Linked DNA regions of Mus musculus: all the other regions are linked to region 3. The links are chromatin loops, found by intact Hi-C in ENCODE. Cell type or tissue: heart. All regions are shown on one strand. Links, peaks and the distances in the headings refer to the core of each region. The heading gives the core; the rest is flanking DNA.

The links. Peaks named below come from ENCODE experiments on the same cell type or tissue, not always from the same donor. Only the 100,000 strongest peaks of a DNase experiment are listed, where the experiment ranks them.
Region 1: a loop joins it to region 3, with 9 times the contacts of the local background. A loop is called at or near these places in 33 of 42 quality-filtered maps.
Region 2: a loop joins it to region 3, with 8 times the contacts of the local background. A loop is called at or near these places in 30 of 42 quality-filtered maps.

Annotation. Positions count from the first base shown.
Region 1 is chr9:55,914,870-55,921,984 of GRCm38, reverse strand. Scaper (S phase cyclin A-associated protein in the ER) reads left to right here. Exons shown (of 33, transcript NM_001357652.1): 2 at 647-719; 3 at 2,398-2,461; 4 at 5,881-5,998; 5 at 7,015-7,085. The coding sequence starts at 2,456. Among named protein-coding and RNA genes, the nearest start is that of Scaper, 20 kb to the left of the region's middle. In heart, for the core only: a CTCF peak has its summit at 3,194 (motif pointing right); no DNase peak of the experiment used is centred there.
Region 2 is chr9:55,532,115-55,539,229 of GRCm38, reverse strand. It overlaps a transcript of Isl2 not described here. Among named protein-coding and RNA genes, the nearest start is that of Isl2, 5.5 kb to the left of the region's middle. In heart, for the core only: a CTCF peak has its summit at 3,125 (motif pointing right); a DNase peak (open chromatin) is centred at 3,129; H3K27me3 peaks cover 2,153 bases.
Region 3 is chr9:55,425,702-55,432,816 of GRCm38, reverse strand. It overlaps Tmem266 (transmembrane protein 266), which reads right to left. Exons shown (of 11, transcript NM_172923.4): 9 at 2,353-2,542. Among named protein-coding and RNA genes, the nearest start is that of Etfa, 83 kb to the left of the region's middle. In heart, for the core only: a CTCF peak has its summit at 3,325 (motif pointing left); a DNase peak (open chromatin) is centred at 3,346; H3K4me3 peaks cover 715 bases; H3K27ac peaks cover 493 bases; H3K27me3 peaks cover 2,037 bases.

The sequences.
Region 1 (7,115 bases), core at 1,165-6,164, 490 kb before region 3:
CTTAATAAATTGTTGGAGTTGGTAGGGTTCATTTATTTATTTTTTTGAGACAAAGTTTGCTCTATTGTCAAGACTAGTACTGAACTCCTGGCCTCAAGTGATCCTTCTTTCTCAGTCTCCCGAGGGTCTGGAATTACACTCACTCAGCTTCAGTTATTTGTAATGTTTGTTTGTATTTTAGCTTTCTTGTTAGAGTTAAAAGTTATTTTATACCATCACTATGGTTGTTTTATTTTTCATGTGGTTATCACACTTTCATTTCTTATAGGCTAATCTGGTGGCGATGAACTCCACAGCCCTTTTTTGTTTGGAGGATTGCAATTTTAAATAGGGCTCATTGAGAGAGTCACAGTTGGCAAAGACAGAGAGGGGCCCAGGCATAAACCTCTGAGGCTCCTGTCCTAAGAAACATAAAGAGGCCAGTGTGGCTGAGATGGAATGGATACTGGGAAGGAGCTGTAAAGAATGGGAGAAAACTGGGATGGGATAGGTGACTGCGAAGACTGTGTTTCACTGAGTAAGATGGAGTGGAGTTGTAGATTTGTGAACACCGTCAATACACTAAAAAAATACAGCAGTTTACCCATGCTCAAATCATGTACCGTGTCATACACATACTTAAAACTCATGTATAATGTTTTCACAGATCTGTGTTTCTATACCACCGTGGATTTTGGGAGATTGTGACCATCTTGAAAGATAACCTGTTCTCATTTAAGGTAACTTCCATTTTCTCTTTATTCCTCTACCTTTTAACTACATGGATTTAATTATTCTGGACATTTCATATAAATGAAATCATATATGTGATCTTTTATAATTTTTCACAGTGTATAGTATTTTCAAAAGTTCATCTGTGATGAAACATGGGAACTTAATTCCCCTTTACAGCCAAATAATTTATTATATTGTTTGGTTATATCACATTGTGTTTAATATTTAGCTGATAGGTATGTATGACGTTTTGATTATTGGTTAACAATGCTATTATGAGCATTTGTGTTTAAGTTGTGTGAGTGTGTGTGTGCACGCGAGCATATGTTTGCATTTGAGGTGCTGCTTTAAAAGTATATTTGTTATAGTGCAGGCACCTGAGTCCAGTGTCCCAAGCACACTAGGCAAGTACTCTCCCCTTTTGCCATACCCCCAGCCTGGGATGTATTTTAAAGGAGCATATTTACTTGATTAAGACTAAATGACCTAGGTTCTTCAAATGTTTGGTTTTATTGCTACTTTCTTTTGTTCAGTGGTACCTGTTACAGTGTTAGGTGTACACACACATGCACACACACACAGACACAGAGTTCTGTGTCTCTGCTTTGCTTTCTTTTTTTTTTAGTGAAAATTTGACTACATTAAATAGATTTCCTGAAAGGTAAGGTCTGTTATGTGTGAATACTTACATTAAAGTGATTAAAATATCTAGATAAAGGTTCAATTTATGGAAGTTCTTTTTTAAAGATTTATTTTTATTTTATATTAATGAGTTTGATCTACATGTTTATGTATGTACCATGAGTGTGCCTGATGTCCATGGAAGTCAGAAGAGAGTTAGAGTTACTGGAGCTGAAATTATGAATGGACCAGAACCTATGACCTCTGGAAGAGCTACAAGTTCCTATAACAATTGGACTATCTCTTCAGCCTCCATTTAATGGAAATTCTTAAGGAAAGGGTACACATTATTTTCTTTATTAAGTTGAGTGAGAATTATTTAAAAATGAAATAGAATAGAGAAGACAAGATTGGATTTCTTACAATAGGGATAAATATTCATGACCTTTTTCTTTAGTTAAACAGTATGAATTGGGTCAAGATATAAAATGTGAGGCTAGAGAGCAGCTCAGCATTAAGAATACCCGTTACTCCAGGTTTGGTTCCTAGTAGCTACAGGTGGCTTATAACCCCCTGTAATTCTAGTTTCAGGGGAGTATGAAGCCTTCTTCTGGCCTTTACCACAGATATGCTTTGCACAATCATTAGGCACACTCTTATATACATTAAATAAAAAATAAACTTTCAACCAAGCATATAAAATGTGAATGTGGCATTTTGTGTTTAGAGTTATAATAAAAAGAAGCTTGATGTCTCTGAATTAGGATATACTCTGCTTGTCCTGTAATTAGTATTGTTCTTTTCCTATTTTGTTTTTATATTTTGGAGATTAAGGTACTATTCAGTGTGAAGTATTTAAAGCCTGTTGTATCTTATATATCCTAGTAGACAAAAAAAATGTAGTTTTATTCATTTTTTTTTTTTGTATTTAAAGTAATGAGGAACTTGGAAGGTGAGGGATTTTTACCTTTTAATGATTATATTATGATTTGATATTAAAGCTATGACTAAGTATATATACATATATATATATGTGTGTGTACAAAATTTTTTTAATTGTAGGAATTATAACCTATGGGATTATGTGGTAAATGATCTTGCCTCGGAAGAGAATTAAAGAATGATGGTAAATACATCTCTTTTTATCATATTTATGTGTTTCTTTGTTTATCTGTGTCCACATGTGCCATAGTGTGTTTGTGAGGAGATCAGAGAGCAGGCTCCAGGAGTTGATTCTCTCCTCTGTCACGTCACGTGGGTCATTGGGCTTGGCAGCAAGTGCTTTTACCCACTGAGCTGTCTCGCTAGCTGCTATGATGGAGCTGTTTTAAAAACCAACTTTAGGTTTTTTTTCTTGCTTGTTGTTTGCTTCTCTTTTCCTACTCCCTGCCATCTGTTTGTCACTTTTAGCTTCAGTCTTACTGCTGTTTGAGGAACTGCTGCTGCCTTGGTCTGGTCTGACACTTGGGGGATGTGGGGTAGGAAAACAGTTGAAAGCTATCTTTTGGGGCTGGTTTAATTCAGGATGGCCACTGATATAGGGGTCCTAAGAACAGAAGCAAACATGTTCTCATCCGTTACACTTTTACTACCCAGTATTTTCAAGCACCTCTATACAGCTTAAACCACTCAAATGGAGCACTTAGGAAGAGGGAATGCAGTCTTGCCTAAGTCCCTCCTTTGGTAGATTTGAAGATAGGAGTAAGTCCCAGAACTATGTAGACTGTGGTCAGTGTTTTGAATATTTGATTTCTTAGAGTGTATCAGGCAGGATTTGAGTATAACCTATTGCTGATGTTTATTGCTTTTATTTGAAACATTAAATATTTGAACAAGACTGTAAAATCTCCATGTAACACTAGGTGGCACACTTTAACTTTGAGTAAAAATTTTGTTGGTCTCTGAGCCTGAGTAAGAATGCTGTTGAAATAGCAAAGTATCTGAGACTCACTGACTGCATTTCAAACCTTGGTGCTTATAGTAAGATGATTAAAATATTTATGTTACTGACATGTTTATAAGAATTAAGTTAGCCCGAGCGTGGTGGTGCACGCCTTTAATCCCAGCACTCGGGAGGCAGAGGCAGGCGGATTTCTGAGTTCGAGGCCAGCCTGGTCTACAAAGTGAGTTCCAGGACAGTCAGGGCTACACAGAGAAACCCTGTCTCGAAAAACAAAACAAAACAAAACAAACACACAAAAGGAATTAAGTTGTTAGAAATGATCAGATTTTGAGTTTTTACTGAAAGGAGCCCATTTAGCATGTTACAGAAAACATATGTAATATAAACTGAATAGTGTCCCAGGCAAATATAAGATGAATAGTAATATTTTTACATGTTAAGTATTAGAATAAAGAGTAAAAACAAAGTTTCAAGTTGGTGGCTTTTTTTCTGACTATGTCTTTCTGTATTAAGTATAAAAGAACTAATGCTGTTCTTCATAGGAGAAAGGAGCATTCAGTCTGAAGTCTCAAGTTTAGTATTACTGCAGTCTTGAGACTGTGAGCTCATCTGCTTTGAAAGCTCGTTTCTTTATGAGCACTCAAGTTAGAATATTCTGTAGGAATAGTGAAATTTATGCCCTGATGTCTTATTCATGTAAGATTTTCTACGGGAGAATAAGAGAATTATCCGAAAAAGCTGAAAGTAAAGCATCTATTTAAACTTGTTCATTTGGCTTAGAGGTAATAGTGATACTTTTGTTTAAAACTATGTTTAGGTAATCCAAGTGATAGTGTTTTACAGTGTCATATCATTGGGAGGCATGAGAGTAAGTGAATAAGAGATTTGAGAATTTTGCAAATCTAAAGAGCATAGTATAACAAATTCCCTTGAAAGCTTCAAAAAGTTAGGTAGATGCCTCTGGGATTTTTAGGCTAAGGCCAGAAGAATAAGGGATGTAATACATTAAGTAGAAGATTGAGAGCTCTGGAGGAAAGGTATGGATTAGTATATGAGCAGAGTGTTCAGATAGTTAGGATCTTTTTTTCAGTCGTTTGGATGTTTTAGTAGCAGTTAGTTCACTCATTTGTGTACTGAAACTATTTTTGTCACTCATTGATTCAGCAAGCATGTCTATTCCCTTACCCTTATGCAACACATTTTCTCTCTACCAGATTCTTCCCAGGAGCATAAAAACATCCTATCTTAAAAATCCCATTTTCTTTTTCCTTTAAGGTCAAACTGCAAAAGATTTTACCTTTAGTGTCTCATGTACATTCCCTATTCGTCGTTCTCTTTTGTTTCTTTTTGTTTCTTTTGTTTGGATTTTGATTGTTACGCCACCTAGTAGACTTGTTATATGTAAGATGTGGCCCTGGCATAGGTGCACAGTGGCAGTTCTGCTTGGTACAGCTGTTTGAACTCCAGACTGTAGTAGTTTTTGATGTAATTTAAAGTTTTAATTTTAGGGTTCTTAAACCTGAAAACAGACTTGATATTTAATGAACCACATTCCAAATTTCAGATTGGTTTGTGTGTGCATGTTGTGGAGGCCAGAATTTGTCATTGGATGTCTTCTTTTCTTTCTTTACATTATTATTATGGTGAATGTTTAGAAATAAGCATGTTTGTAAATGTGTTGATGTGTGTGTGTGTGTGTGTGTGTGTGTGTGTGTGTGTGTGTGTAGGTGTCATGCTCTTGTTTTCCACCTTGTTTTTTGAGATAGTGTTTTTCACTGAACCTGAAGCTTGCCTGTTGGCCAGGAGCCCTTGGGATCTCCCTGTTTCTACTTCCAGTGCTAGGGTTCTGCCATATGTTGGCATACCTATTTTTGTTTTTGTTTTTATTTTTTCACCTGGGTTCTAGTGATCTAAATTGAGTTCCTCATATTTATAGATTTACCTGGCATGTTTATTCCCTTTACCCCATATAGCTGACAAATTTTCTCAATAAGATTTTTTCAGGGAACATAAAAATATGATATGCTATTGTCTTTAAAAAATTGTTGTTCTTTCTTGGTGTTAGTAAGCACTTTATACATTTAGCCACCACCCAAGCCTTTTCTTCTTTTAATTTAAATGTATTATGTATTTATTTGTGTGTTTGCCCATGCACACATGCATATAAGTGCCATAGCACTTTTGTGAATGTTAGATGACAACTATGGAAGTTGGTTCTACTAATTTCTTTTTACTATAGGGGTAATGGGGATTGTACTCATGTTTTCAGACTTGTTGCCTGGAGTATTTACCACTGAGCCATCTCCTTGCCCCCACCTTATCTTTTGAGATAGAGTTTCTTACTAAACTTGGAACTTCCTATTTTGACCCAACTGGTTGGCCGGTCTCCCCTCTTCCTGTACTGGGATTGTTTTTGTGCTCCACCTCACTCAGCTTTTACATGGATTTTGGAGACTTGAACTCATTTTTTTATGCTTGTGCAACAAGTACTTTATTCAAGTGAGTCATCTCCCAAATCCCTCAAATTAGATTTTAAGTATTTGCTTTCTGAGTACGTATGAAGAATAATGAATAAGAAATATATGCTAAATGGTGATTGATACCTAATAGTCTCATAAATATTCTTATTTTAATACATCTAGGCTTCCTTCCAGCGCTCCAATAGTCATGACAAAGTGAGAAGAATTGTTGCTGAGGAGGGTCGTACCGCAAGAAACTTGATAGCTTGGAGTGTTCCACTAGAAAGCAAAGATGATGATGGTATGCATTTTACAAGTTAGATTTTCCTTTAATGTAAATTGGGAGGACAGGTGGGTGTGCTGATGCAAGTCCCAGTGGTATAGAAGATTGGAGGCAAAAGGATTATCCTTAGGAACTCAGGGCTAGCCTTGGCAATATAACAAGGCCCTATTTAAACAAAATGAAACAAACCAAAATGTGTAAGCATATATTTAGTTTGAGAAAGTAAGTATATTTAAACTGAATGTTCACATTTAGAATTCTCCAGCAAATTGGCATTGTAATAAATTGATTTTGTACAAAATTGTTTAAGAAGTGTTATTGTTCATTTGCTGTTTTAAGAAATAATGAAATTATTAAGCTGTTACTCTGGTAGTTGAAATGGTGACTTATTAAGTTTATAATTTTTTTCTGTGCTTATCATTTAGCCTTCTAATATAAGGAATAGTGCTCCATTTTCCCTTTCATTTAAAACATATATGTATTTATAGATTTAAATTTGTGTAGATTCATGACTTCTTATTTAATGGAGTATAATCTCTGACTCTAACTTGGTGCTCAGATTGTCTTAGGTTTAACTAGTGGAGATTCTTGGTGCCCCTGGTTCCTTCAGACATCCTTTTCTCTTTCTTTGAGACCAACCTTACATGATAGGATGTGTCAAGCAAACTAAGAATGCACTAGGCTGTTGTTATATCTTAGTAATAGAATGCTTGTGGTTAAAGTCTTGCTTAAAAAGAAAATTACTTATGGGGCTGAAGAGTCCTCTCTGAGAAATCTTTTGAATAAAGCATTCTCTGTCACTTGAGAACATAGATTTAAAAAAAAAAATGAGATTTTAAAAAACCCTTCATCATTAGTTCATATTCATTGACAATGAATAAAATTACACTGTTCTGTAGCTTTCAGATAGAAATTATGTACGAGGGATACTTGAATGCATTGTATTGTTTAGTTGTATGTTATATATTATCTAAAGTTTAGTTACATGTTGTCTCTTTTGATTTCTATGTCTATTTACTTTTTATGTCTTGAAGGAAAACCGAAATGTCAAACTGGTGGAAAATCTAAGAGGACAATTCAAGGCACTCATAAAACCACTAAACAGGTACAGCATATATATATATATTTACTAATT
Region 2 (7,115 bases), core at 988-5,987, 110 kb before region 3:
CTAGGTGTGGACTTGGATTTATTGTTGAAGCCAGTGAGTGGGCTCTGCACTGTGCCTGCTCCAGGTACTGGGGGATACTTGTCACCTCACCCTCCACCCCAAGGCTATCTTGGGCTAGACCTGGCTCCCATTACCTCTAGATCCTGCAAACCTCCTAGGTAATGGCAGTCTATCTCCGCAGGAGTCCTAGGCTCAACCTTTAACCCTCTCCTACCTAGAGAAAGCCCCTCCTAACCAGAAACTGAGTTCTTGAGAATTTGCTAAGGATAGGGGAGGGGCACTCACCTCCATTTCTCTGCCGCTGTAAAACCATTTTCCAGGTCCCTGAGCATGGGTCTCCGGGGTCCCAGTCACCCCAGGAGTCCAGTGCTGGCATGAGAGGGGCATAAGTGATACACGTGGTCCAGCCTTGCTTCTCCTCCTAAAATGTCCCCTTTGAGAGGAAGCAGGGCTCTCTGCTCTCCACACTCTTGGCAGTGGCCCCTCCTTTCTTGCCCTTGCTGGGAGCGGTGGCCATGGCTTGAGAGCCCTAGCTTCAGCTGTGACATGGAAAGACTTAAGGACTGCAGCAAACGCTCCCTGAGCTCTTCCCTCTGGAAAGCCCTGGAGAAAGCCAGGTGGGTGGGTCATTACTCTGTAACGACAACAGCCCCCCTCCTGAGGACAAGCCTTGCCTGAGGGAAAGAGCAGCAATCTTGGCCTGTGGCCAGGGCTTGGGAGTCGCCTACAAAGGCCAGGCAATGGAAAAAAAAAAAAAAAAAACTGGCTTTTATTTGTTTTTCTGGAGTTTTGTTTGTTTGTTTTGTTGTTGTGAGTCTTTTGGTTTGGTTTGGTTGGTTGTTTTGTTTTGTTGTTGTAGGTTTTTGTTTTGTTTTGGGTTTTGTTTTTTGTTTTTTGTTTTTTTTTTGGCTAGTTTCTCTGTTTTTGCTTTGTCAATCTTTCCATCCTTTCTACCTTCCCTGTCTTTTTCCTCCTAAAACCAGGAAGCAGGACACACTTTTGGGGACTTGCTCCTGGGCCCTTGTATGACAGAGAGCTCGTCATGCTCCCCCTGACTGACAGGGCAGAAGTTGCACACGCTTGCACACATCCCAGCCCAGGGACCCAGATGCGTGTGCCAGCCTGCGCATGCACGTTCATGCAGCCGCACAGACAGCTTCCTCTCTATATCACCGCCTCTGTTCTTACCCCTTCCTGTCCAGAGACTCACAGATGTAAAAAGGAATGCTGGGCCGTGGCAACACCATCACCATGGCTGGTATAGGAGATTCTCTCAGGGCTGTGTGCTTTAACATAGTTCACAGAAATCCCCACATCACGGCTGAGGGACAGTGGTGTGGAAAGGTAAGTAACTCGTTACCAGATCATGCAACTGACTTTCTGTTTCCAGTGTCTGCTTGTAGATTCATCAGTGTATATTACCTGCCAATAAGCTACAGACTATGATCTCCGCCCAACAGAGCAGGAGCTGCTGGTTAGTGGAAGGAGGAGCCTTGAGATCCTCTGGGCATCTTTTCATCACTACAACAAAATAGTTGGCCAAAAAAAAAAAAAAAAAAAAAGTTAAAGAAGGAAGGTTTATTGTGAAAGTGTCCGAGTTTTCACCCATGGTTGGCCCGTCACTCTGAGGCTTCCATGAGGCCAAGCATAATGGCAGAAGGCAGGATAGGACAAGTTGCTAACTTCATGGCAAGACGGAAATGGGGAGAAACCCAGGGCAAGATGTGCCTTTCAAAGACACCTGGCCTATGTCATTCACCCAGGCCTGCCTCCTAATAGCCCACCAACTGCAAACTTATCTATGGATTTATCCTATTGAGCAGGCCAGAGAGCCTCTGGATTCAACACCTTGCAACAATGCCACCAGCTGTGACAGAACCCAGAATACATTAACTATGTAGGGGAGAAATTTTAAATCTACACCACAATAATATCAGAAAGGAAACTAAGGTTCATTATGCAACATGAAGATCACAGAGCTGGAGCTGAAAGCTGGGTTAGCAGACCACCTGCTGGAATGCCTGCCTGTGGGTGTCCTTCTGCCCTTATCCAGGTCTGAGACCACTGAGCGCCTCTCGGGTGTCCACAGCAGACCTTTCCTCTTGCTGCTGCTCCAACCCCTCCAAATCCACTTCCACAGACCTTTCCTTTTCTCCAAAATATTGGAGATGTCAGAGTTCATGACTTTACAGCTTTTAGAAGTGGAGGGCACAGTGAAGCAAAGGCTTGAGGGAAAGAAGAAACTTGCCAAGTCAGGATGAGGCATCAGGCCCCCTGACACTGACAGCCAAGTCCTCTTCTGCTCTGCCTGCATCTCCTACCCCTGTAAGCAGAGAGGTGCCTACTGGCTGGCCCTTCTCTCCTCCCTAACATTTCCCTAGCACTTGCTGTGGAATGAATGGGCCCTGGGCTAAGAAGTCTCAGACCCCATTTAAAGCACCTGGACACCCCCTAAACAAGATCTGCCACATTATTTGCAGAGCCCACTAAAATGAAATCGCAAAGCTTCCTGCTCAAACATTACTAAGAATATCAAGACCCTGATGACAGAGCATTAAACCTTTGTAACTGCACGGGCTGTGGGTCCACGAAGCCAGACCTACCTTGCAGCATTGGGGCAGGGTGTAGTATCATCTTTAAGCAGCTCAAAATCAGTAAACTTCATAAGCCGATACAATTAATAAGAGACAAGACTGAGACTCAAACCCACTTCAGGCCATGAGATGAGTCATGAACTTGTGGTCTGTCCAGATGGAAATGTTTTTGTGCTGTTTGTTAGTTTGTTTATAGTGGACAGATATGGGATAAAATCCTTCCATTTTTAAACAAGCAAGCAAGCTCATAGTCTTTGGGGGCAGTCTCTACGAGAGGATTAGGGTGAGAGATGGATCACAGAATTAACCACAGCATCAGTATAGAAGATGGGGACAAATGGGTACTTTTGTTAAGAGAGAGAAAGATTGACAGAGGAGAGAACAACTGTCCCTTCTAAATCACACCCTCAACGGCATTTGGAGAAATACAAAAAGAACTAGAAGCCAGGCTTCCTGCTAGATTCTGGGAAAGGAGCCCACCGAAAGGGATTATGACTACTGCTGTAGAGGAAAGCTGCAGTTCCCCGTCTTTCCAGAAGGGGGAAACAGGCAGGCTCAGTGTGGCTTGGGAGTGGTTCCCAACAGTTTACACCAGGCACCAGACATGCTTGGAGCTAGGTACTAGTCTCCTGAGTTATTTAGTTTTGTTTTCTGAGACAAGGTCTCATGTACCCTCACAAGGCTTCTGATATCTTCCCAAGCAGGCATGCATCACCAGACCCAGCTTGGATGTCCTCTTAGCAGCATCGCTATACTCAAATTAGAGGACTCATAAACATATGCATTAATTTAAACATTTAAAAATGTATTTACACAGAAACAAAACAACAAATAATTCTATTCCCTTTTATTTATGTGTCTGTGTGAGTGTATATCACGTGAATGTAGGAGCCCACACTAACCAGAGGAGGACGTCAGATGCTCTGAAGCTGGAACTCTGGACAGTTGTGAGCTGCCACATGTAGATGCTAGGAACCAAACCTGGGTCCTCTACAAGAGCAGCAAGCAGTCTTAACAGTTGAGTTATCTGTCCACCTCAACAAAATACTGTACTAAGGCCTGACATTTTCCAGGATGCATTGAATTTACATTTGACAAACTTGAGGGCCTATTACGGTGCTTGCATTTGTTTATGACAGATGGAAAACTAGCTCAAACACAAGGCTTTCCCTTCATCAAGCTATTGCCCTTTTAATGGTTTTTTAGGAATATCAGTTATTCTTTCCAACACACATTTACAAGAAACCAAATGAGTGATTTTTTTTTTTCCTCCTGACAAGAAGCAGAGGTTCCCATCCTATTTTGCCTCCTCGTCACTTTGCATCGCAGCAGGAAGTACAATGGCACCCAGTACTGGGCTCCAGCCAAGGCCCATGGAGTAGAGTTCTCGGATGAACCTCAGGGGATCCTGCTATTACAAAACATCCCCTGGAGGTTTGCGTTCCCAAATTAGGTAAGACAGGAGATAACAGAATCTGGGTTGTCACCTCTCCTCTGAGGTGACTGCCCAAAGTCTAATCACAGACAGATTGTGATTAGTGATTAGTGAGACTGGGGTGGGCATTAGCCCACTGCAGGAGGGACTCCAGTCAGGCGCTCGCTCGCTCGCTCGCTCATCTGTTGGAAATTCGTAATTGGTTTGGAGGCAGCAGATTCCACTCCACATCACTGGGCTGAGTTCTGTTTTGATCAACTTGAATTATAGACAATGTGTGTTATTTATAGTGCCTTAGACATGCCTTGGAGTTAAGAACAAAATCATAATGCTCCCTGGTTGCAGCTCTCTCTGCCACTCTCTCCTCGCTGCTTGCAGACAGAAGAGATTTATCACCACTAGCCTCATCACACACCTAGAGCATGGCAAGCCCAGTGCCAGGAGGCTGGCTAATGCTCGAGGGATGGCCCTGCCTCTCGTAGGATTTCACCTGAGGGAGGGAGATGAAGCCAGATAGTAGGATGGCCACAGGGTAAGGCCTGCTGGATTTGCCAGAGCTGAGATGGAGTTTGCTTACAGGAGAGAAAGCTGCAAGGCCAGGTGAGGGAGGAGGGAGGAAGGCCCACCTGGAAGCATGGGACAGAAGACAGCTGGGATTACATACATCACATACATCTAGGCTTCACTGGGATGGGGGGGGGGGAGGGTGTAGAAAAAAAATCCCAGCTATAACTACCACAAAGAGGAAATGACTTGGCTCAAACAGGAGCAAAGCTGAGGTAGACCCGAGAGTTGGGTGATCTGGGTCTCAACCTCGCAGCAGTAGGTTTTTGTGTTTCTCTGCTCTGTTGTCCAAGATCTTGCTTTACACTATGAACTCTATTTATGATTTCAAAATGAATGCCAAAATAGTAGAACCAGATGCCTCCTTGTCTGCTACCAGTGGGGAAAGATGCCTTGTTTTCAGAACCTGGAAAACCTCTTTTTGTCTCACCAGCCCAAACTGGAATAGATTGCTCATCTCCAAAGCAACCACTAGCAAGGAGTAGTGGGTTCCCTTATTGGCTTAGACTCGGCATAGGTAGGAACTTAATAAAGGTTTGCAAATGAGCTCTCTAGGAAAACAAAACTGTTTGCACATAATTAGTCTATATTTTACAAATAAAACTGGTTATTTCTTTAGTGATGTAGAGGCAGTGCTACAGTGTATAACTTTTGTCTGTAGCGTTAGGGACTGAAGCCCAAAGTCCCATCCATACTAAGCAAACTCCCATCACTGAGCTCTGGCCTTAGCACAAAACATTGCTTCTTGCCAAACTCTGGCAACTCATGATTGCATAAGTAAGTAAAAATAAGCATCTCTCCTGCAATCTAGCAATAAACAAGAATAAACATATTTTAGAGTTAGTGTATTCTAAAAGAAAATACTAAAAGCCTCGTCATTAATTCAACAAGAAATGTCTTAGGTGAAAATGAAGAAAGCTGTCTTAGCCTGGGTTATAGGAAAGAAAGCAAATACATAAGAGTCACAAAGCATGTTCTGATATGAGTTATGGGAGATCGTTTCTCCCCTAATTAATCAATAGACGTATAAATCTATAAAAACAAACTGGTATAGCACAAATCTAATTAAACTGCTAGTGGAGTTTGATAAAATAATTCTGGAGACAAATGAAGACAGAAGGTTCCAGAAAGAAGCAAGTTTATGAGTTTATCAAAGAGAAACATGGTTTTTATTTTTACTAGACACTCAAATCTGTGGTGACATCCTAACAGTAGAAATGGGAGAAAAAAATAGACAGTGGATAGTCAGGAAAAACCAAATTACCAGTGTGGGTAGAGGGACTCTCAAAGCACCTCACCCCGTGAAGAACAACAGGCAGCCAACAAGGACCCACCCCAGGAAGAACAACAGGCAGTCAACAATCCTAAGATCCCAAGTGCCATCTCTGCAGCCAGCCTTGTACCAGAGCAGCACTAAGTGGGTGCAGCAGCTTGTGTTGTGTATGCAGGTGTGTGTGTGTGTGTCACATAAGGAATGATAATAACTAAAGAAGAAGTCACGAGTGGAGAGGGAGGGAGAGCATAGGAGTTAGAGTGGAGCAAGCACAAGCTGGGAATGATGTCAATACTGGACCCCTGTATAAAATCCTCAGAATCCTTTTTAAAGGGGGAAATTGGACTTTCCACTTACAGTTATTAAATGGAAAGGAAATGGTTACACAATAGGTGACCTCTCGTGCTGGAGACGATACCAGGCTCTCCTGGAATCCTGAACTCTGCCACTGAGCCCCGCCCCTACAACCCGGTAGACAGTGTTGATCCATTGCACACCACTTACTCAAATCTTTTCCACATGAACTCAAGATTCAAAGGAATGCTACAAGCATGTGGCGCTACATAAGCATATGTGCACCTCTCCTACAGCTTCTGGCAAGCCTGGCCCACCAAGTGACATTATCAAGAAGAATCTGGCTAGGAAGACGCATAGAGTCATTGTTTATGACAGACAAGGGGTAGGGTTCTGACAGCAGTCTCAGGGACACAAAGAATTCAACTCTTGGTAAGAACATGGTGGACATCAGCAAAAATAGGTCGGAAAGAAGAGAACCTTTGATCAGCATGAAGACCTGCAGCTTTGTCTAATAAATCACTACAAATGCAGTGGCTTAAAGCAGCATCTTACAGCTTTCGTGAGTCAGAAAGCCGGGCTTGGGTGAGATGGGTTTTCTGTTCTGAGTACCACAAAGCGATGCTCGGGAAGTGACTGTCAACATTACCAGATTAAGGTCTATCTAAGGAAGCATTGACTTTCAGGTTCCTTCAAGTTGATGACAGAATTTGTGGACACTGGTGACACGCACCTTTAGTCCCAGCACTCAAAAGGCAGAGGCAAGTGAATCTCTGAGTTCAAGGCCAGCCTAATCTACAGAACGAGTTCCAGGACAGTCAGGGCTACAAAGAGAAAACCTGTGTGGGGCGGGGGTGGGGGGTGGATGGGGAGGGTGGGATGGGGCAAACAACAACAACAAAAAACAGATTGGTGACAAAACTCACGTCCTTGTAGTTTGGGGGGGGATCACAAT
Region 3 (7,115 bases), core at 866-5,865:
AAGTCTAAACAGAAGGCAGTCGGCATTGTCTGACTGGGACCTGTTGGCAACTTCAGGAAGCTCTTCCCTCTCGGAGGGATGTGGCTGGGCTGGAGCTGGAGCGGGCACTCTTGCCCTTCCCAGCAGCCCTCCCCCACTTAAGGAGGGACAGCCACGCAGAGGTGATGCTGGCCACGTCCCAAGGCTCCTGTGACTCACTGCTATGTCTGCAGGTTAATGCCTGGATTGTCTGTGTCCTACTGGGCATGCAGAGGGCCTCTGGGCCCTGCTACCCTGCAAGTCACAGCTCCTAACAAATGTTGCCCTTTCTTAATCTTCAGAGCAGCCTGGAATGCTGTTCGATCATCTGACTGTAATTTCTCGTGTCATGGAAATCCCCACCCTGGACATGGTTCCCGGTCAGAGAGAAATCAGCTGGGGGATGCCCTGGACTATTTCAGGCCATGAATCATGGAGGCTCCTCACAGCCTCTGCATTTTGCCCTCTGCTTCAGAGGCACTGGCCGTGCCACTGAGGGCTCTGGCTGTGGAAATGCAGTTGAGGACTGAATTGTGTGTAGGTGTCTGATATACACCAGGGAAGTATACATTAAAAGATAGGGAGGTTTCTAGGGATGCCACAGGGTGATGGGATGGGAGCAGGTGAGGAAGGGGTCTCAGCCTCTGCTGCTGACTGCATAACCATGTCCCTCCTCCATGTGTTATACTGAAAATTCAAGTCCCAGTATCAGGATATGAGCTTTATCAGGAAACACAATTACAGTGCAATTAGTCAAGATAAGGTCCTGTTAGAGTAGGGTGCACCTGTATAGATACAGGATTTGGACACAGACATGAAGGAAGGTGCCATGTAAAGATGACAACAGAGACGGGTGCTTCCACAAGCCAAGGATTGCCAACAAGCACCAAGAGCTACAGAAGAAGGAATAGGTTCTCCACCTACCCTACCAAAACCCAGATCTCAGATTCTAGCACCCAGAACTGTGAGGCTATCTCCGTGACTTAAGTCCCTCAGCGTGGGGCATCTTGTTATAGGCATCTAACAAATGACCACACTACTCGAAGGGACTTGGGCGTTTTTCAGAGAGAGCACAGGGAGTCCAGGTTTAAGTTGGGAGGGCATGATGACTTAGGAGGTCACTGTACACTGGTCGGAGGGAAATCACTCACACTGTTGGTTCCTCAGGCTCCTGTGAGGCAGCAGAGGGAGCTGGAGGTGAGGCCACTACAGTCTCAAACCATGTAGCTAGGAAACGCGGCCTCCTGCCCCACCTGCCCTTTCTAGTTCTCCCCTTGATGTAAGGAGGAACACAGGAGACCAAAGTGAAGTCACTCGACCAAGCTGGCTTTGGGAGTCTGGAAGTCCCATGTCTAGGTCCAGCACCATCTTTCTCTGGATGTGGCTATTTTCTTTACAACACTGTAAGGACCCCTCTTGACAGCAGGTAAAAAAAAAAAAAATCAGGGTTCAGAGAAGCAAAATCCCCTGCTTCTCCAGGTCAAAGCTGCCTGGAAGAAGAAATGAGCTTTAGACCTAAAATGGCACAGGGCTGGGGTTACGGCTCCTCTGCCCTTCACCACTCATGCTATGACTTTCAATTTGCCCCACCTGCGAAGCTTGCCACAGGCTGTTCTGGTTTTAGACCTGGACTTCTTCTCTGGACCCTGGTAAGTGGCCATCCATTAGGAAGGGCTCAGACCTCCTACTAGGAGCCTGGCTCTGTCACGATGGTAGTTAGTGCTGGTCAGTTTGACAGGATATAAAATTACCAAGGAGACAAACCTCTGGTGCCCAGGGCTTCTGAACTGAAGAGAAAAGAGTATGAGAGATCTGAGGAGGGAAGTCCTTTCTAACAGTGGATGGCAGGATCCCAGGAGCTGAGGCTCCAGGCTGGAGAGAATTGGAGAAAGCAGGCTAGTACCTGTTTTATCTGGTTTCCAACTGGGGAGCTACAAGGTGCCCATTGGCTCCCATGGCTCTCCCAGTACAATGGGCTGCACTCTCTACCTTCCTTCCTTCCTTCCATCCATCCACCCATCCATCCCATTTTTGTTTTTGTTTGTTTGTTTGCAAGTACAAGAAAAGTAACAACTATTAATGCACAATGGGACTAGAATGGCTTTACCAGATCTGAATACTTTTTAATTTGCATCAGATCCCCTAGCTAGATGTTCCTCCTGGGCTCTGAGAGGCAGTTGCGAGGGCACTAACTTTGGAGTGTCATCACACATGACAAGGCACAGACCTACAAGAGGCCCTAGCTCTAGGAATCCCACCTTCTAGCCTTTCTGTACAGAGACCTGGAGTGAGGTGAGGTAGGAATCCTTGGGGCTCTGGGGATAGCACACTCACCTTGAGAGGGCCTCAGCTCTTCCACGATGCTCTCGGCTGCTGTCTCCTCGGCCCACGTGCCAGCCTCTACGACCTTGTAGCGGCTGCGTGGCTGGCTGAGCACGTGTGGGGCCTGCAGCGCCGCCTCCCGCTCGGCTGCCAGATCCAGGTCCTGCTGTGCCAGGTGCGCACGCAGCTGCCGGATCTCAAACTGCAAGAGGCAGAAGGATTGCAGGTAGGTTTGTTTGCCAGGGTGGGGGCGGGGTGGCACCGGTGGCCAGGACAGGGGCCGATACCTGGGCAGCAGCCTGGGATGTGGGGATGAAAGACCCGAGCACACAAAGGCGTGCACTTCTTAGCAAGTTCTCAGCAACTAAACATACTGGAACCTTTTCCCAACCATAAGTGTGACCCTTTGTCTCAGATACCGTGTGGACAGGCCCTACTCTAAGAAAACGTCCGTGAAGAGAAAGTCAATGGTAATTTATAGGAAGGCCACTGAGCCGGCACAGGACATCTGGATTTGAAGCCGCCCTTAGCTGCTTGTGTACCTCCAAGGAATGGAAGGAAGGCGCTCTGCGGGCGCCTGACACTGGTGTTTAATGGAAGTCAGGAGACTCCCCTTCCCCAAGCTAGCACAGCTTAAGCATTTGCAGGCTGGTCAGGCTTGTCTTCCAGTAACATCCAGTTTCCCTGTTCCATGAGTTGTGGGAGATGGCTCTCAGCTAGATAGTACCAGGATATGGGACCTTCGGAGGTCTGTTCACTTTCTCTGGCCTCAGTATCCTGGTTTGTAAATGCAGTTTTATGTCCTTTCTGAACATGTGGTTAAAAAAACCCAAAACATAAAAAACAACAACAACAAAACCTCACTGGTAACACCACCACCACCACCATTGGAAAGCTTCTGAGGAAAACTTATAAATGTCTCCGGGTTTGTGACTGAGACAGGTAGGTGTTGGACAAAGGGTCTGTGTGGGTAGTGAGTATTCACTGCCACCTAGTGTTCGAAGTACACATTGCACCCTCCACGTAAGCGAGAGTGTTGATACTTTCTGTTGCCTATTTGTCCCCGCCCCGCCCCGCCCCCTTATTACAATGTCAGTCTGGCATATCCAGTTGCCTGCAAAACATTACCATATACTCAGTTTGCTTGGTCAAAATAGTACTCCACTGTCTCCCAGACCTGTCCCTCTGGTGTTTTTAGCTACAGTCAAAAAAACTCTCCTCACTTCTGTTTCCTCTCATCTCAGCATCTAACCCACTCCTCGTCCAGCTCCATCTTCAAGCACTTCCTTAGGCAGCTCATTTGTCTCCAGTTCTACCGCTGGCCATCACCTGACAGCTGTGCATCCTTCATAGACTCTGGAAAACCTAACTCAGATGATGCCCCTGTCCCCTCTGTCCTAGATCACATGGCTGATCTCTGTTTTGAAGGGACTTTTCCTGGTCTCTAACCCACTGGGCCCTCAGTCACAGCAGCCTCTTTGAATTCTCTGTACCACACAGATCTCATTCCGTTACTTTTGTCTCTGTCCCTCCCTCTCTTCTTCCTTAGACAGGGCCTTGTGTAGTCTCAGGCAGCTCCAACCTCACCTTCAACTTGTGATACTTGGCCACACTCCTGAGTGCTGGGATGCTGCTCTGCCTGGCTCCATGCAGCTCTGAGACTGCAACTCAAAGCTTCCTGCACTAGGCAGCCCGACTGGGCCACACCCCCGGGGCCTATTTTCATTCTCAGTCCATCCATTTCTATGAAAGCAGAACAGGTTTACAACGGAAAGCATTTAGTCACTCACGTTGGCGTGGCCTAGCGGTGACCAGCATTGGTGGCCTAGCGTTGGGCATCTCCCAGGGTCACTATCTGCATGTTTCATTGACCTCTGTCAGGGACGAACCTCTGGGTGTGTGCTGCTGCACTGGGAGCAGGGCAGGGGAACAGCATATGACTGGGGAGGGGGACCGTCTATAACTCTTACTTCAGCCATGCATCTCTCTCCTCAGACACCTGCCCAGTGCACAGCATGGATGCTAGGCTTCTGGTTCCATTTCTCCAGAGGACAAACCCATGGCCTCTTTAGGGTGTGGTGTGACCTCCTGGCCAGACGAGCCTTAGGATGTTTTACACTTCTGTATAGACTTTTACTCAACCCTTTTGCCCTGATGTATCACACGATGTCCCCTTCCTCCCAGAGTCTCTGGGGGCTCTTAAGGGTAGAGTTAGTCCCTTTTCCTCCTCTGTGGCCGTGTTAGCCATAAACCCTCCATTCTTATATGTCACTCACTATTTTCTCCACTTTCCCTAAATTCCTTTAACTCTATACCCTCTTGGAGCCAACCTACAAGACTCAAAGGCTCCTAAGTCCTGTGCACTTGGATCCTCCCTTCACCTCTCCTCCTAGCCGTGTCACAGAGACAATCAGATGCAAATGTGCAGTTTCCCTCCCTTTCTGTTAAGATCATTCATTAATATAGCCTTCACCACCCCAGATGTATGCTGATAAATAGAAACAAAACCTTAATAAATGCAAAAATGCCACAAGGAAACCTTCTACTCAGAATGCAAATATAAACATGTAAATAAATAAATAAAACATTCTTAAAAACTAAGGAAAGCAAACTCCGCTCAATTTGCACTGTATGCATGCCCCTATGTGCAGTGCAGTACATGCCCCTGTCTATCTGCAGCGCAGTACACACGCTTGTCTAGTTGAGTTTACACACAATGTCATGGCAGACTGAGAGAAATAGGTATGACTGGGCCCTGGTACACCAACATGGGCCTTGTGTGTTGTGTATTTATGCAGGAGGCCTTCAAATACCTGGATGGCATCCTGGGATTAAAGGAAGTTGAACTAGTCAGCTTCTTCAGTCTTGTGGTTTCAGATTGAGCCTAACTCCAGCTACAGCCTGAGCTTCAACTTTAACCCAAAATATAGACAAAGACCGTACCTGCCATATACACTGAGCCCAGATCCTGGCTGTAGACTGATCCTGCTTACACACCCAGTATGAACTCTATAATCTCAGCTTCCATTACTGGCCATAAACTGAGCCCTGACCTTGGTCACACATGGATGTGGGTCCTTGTCATACTTCAGCCCAAACCTGGGGCTACTATGGGCCCCTAACCCTGGCACAGTCACAGTCCTAACTCCTGACTCAAGATACTGTGCCTCAACAACCCAGCCCTTAAATGGGCTAACAGTCTCAGAGTTTGAGAAAATATGGCTCATAAATTTTTATGGTGGCCTTTTCTTGCAGGGAATAAGGGGCCACTTCTCTATGTACAAGGCCCAGAAGCTCTATGAGGTAATCTTCCTGAAGTCTGTGGGGATGGGAGCCCTTTGGCCTAGGCTGATAGGAACTTCCCGCGGGCACACGCAGCCACTTTCTCCAAGGCCATGCCTCAGACTCTGCAGGCCCAGCTAATGGCTTCCTAGGCCCCTCTAAGGGATGCATTATTGATGGCTTGTAATCGATATAGAGCTGCTCTGGGAAGTCTCACTGGAATTCAGGCCAGCCAGCTGGAGGTCAGGGCCTGCCTGGGGCCAAGACTACATATGCTCAGAAACAAGTTCTGAACTGAAGAGGTGAACCCCAAACCCGTGTAGTTTTCTCTTTCATTGATTCTCCATTCTGAAGTCAGGTAGGGGCTATGTTAAAATTCCAGAAGTCTCAGGTAGGGGCTATGTTAAAATTCCAGAAGTCAGGTAGGGGCTATGTTAAAATTCTGTTACGTGTTTTGGAATGAAAATGCCCCTTCCTCAGCTTAGAGTGAGTCCTGGGTGATCCTAGGGAGGAGATGATTTGTGACACTGCAAGAGACAAGCACAAGGCGAGTCCTGTGGTAGTGCCTGAGGCACAGGAGGAACATACCAGATGCAGAGATCAGCAGGCAAGCAGGGCTGGGGAGTCTGTGAGGGTTGCTAGGCAGAGTCATGTAACCAGGGTGGGATATTTAAGGACTTTAGTCTTTATTTACAGAGCAAAGGAACCACCTGAAAATTTCCACACAGAGCAGAGCAGGTGGCATTAGTGCTGTGACCCACAGAGAAAGCACCATGCTGGCTGCAGGGTGAGAAGGGGAGATGTGGGGATACCCACTGGGGCCTACTGCAGTGGTCCAGAGATGGCCAGATTTGGAATAGGATGAAAGCAAAACTGAAGGAAGAGAAGAAGCCAAGAGAAGCTATTTAATAGGCTAGGGTGTCCCTGTCTATATTGGGATGAGGGTAAGAGAGGGGTCAGTCTGCTACACAGGTAGCTGTAGTTGGTTTTGTTTTTGTCCCCCCCCCCAGACAAGGGTCTGATTATGTAAGCCAGGCTACCCTTGAACACACAGAGGTCCACCTGCCTCAGCCTCCTGAGTACCGGGATTAAAGGTGTACAACTCTGTGCTCCGCTAGGATAGGTTTTTGGACACTTCATGTCAAAAGGATGTAGTGTATCTGGATGCTATCAGGCATCACCCCAAGTAACAATGATTGACTCCTAACTGCGGACGGACAAGCCAGATGGCATTCCACTCTGGCCAGTGGCTGAGATAGCCCATGGGGGTTTCTCAGCGTGTCCCAATGAGACCCTCAGACATTGGCTCCCCATTCTTCTGATACTTAATACGACTACATACGCCTCCCCCTGTTGACTGAAAGGTTGTCAGAGGAATGTCAGGGTGTTATTAGCCAGATAAGTTAATTGAGGCCTGGAGGTGGAAGGAGCCTTCTGTGCTGGGGGAAGGGAAGGCCAGGACCACATGATGTCCAGAAGCGAAGAATTTGGCA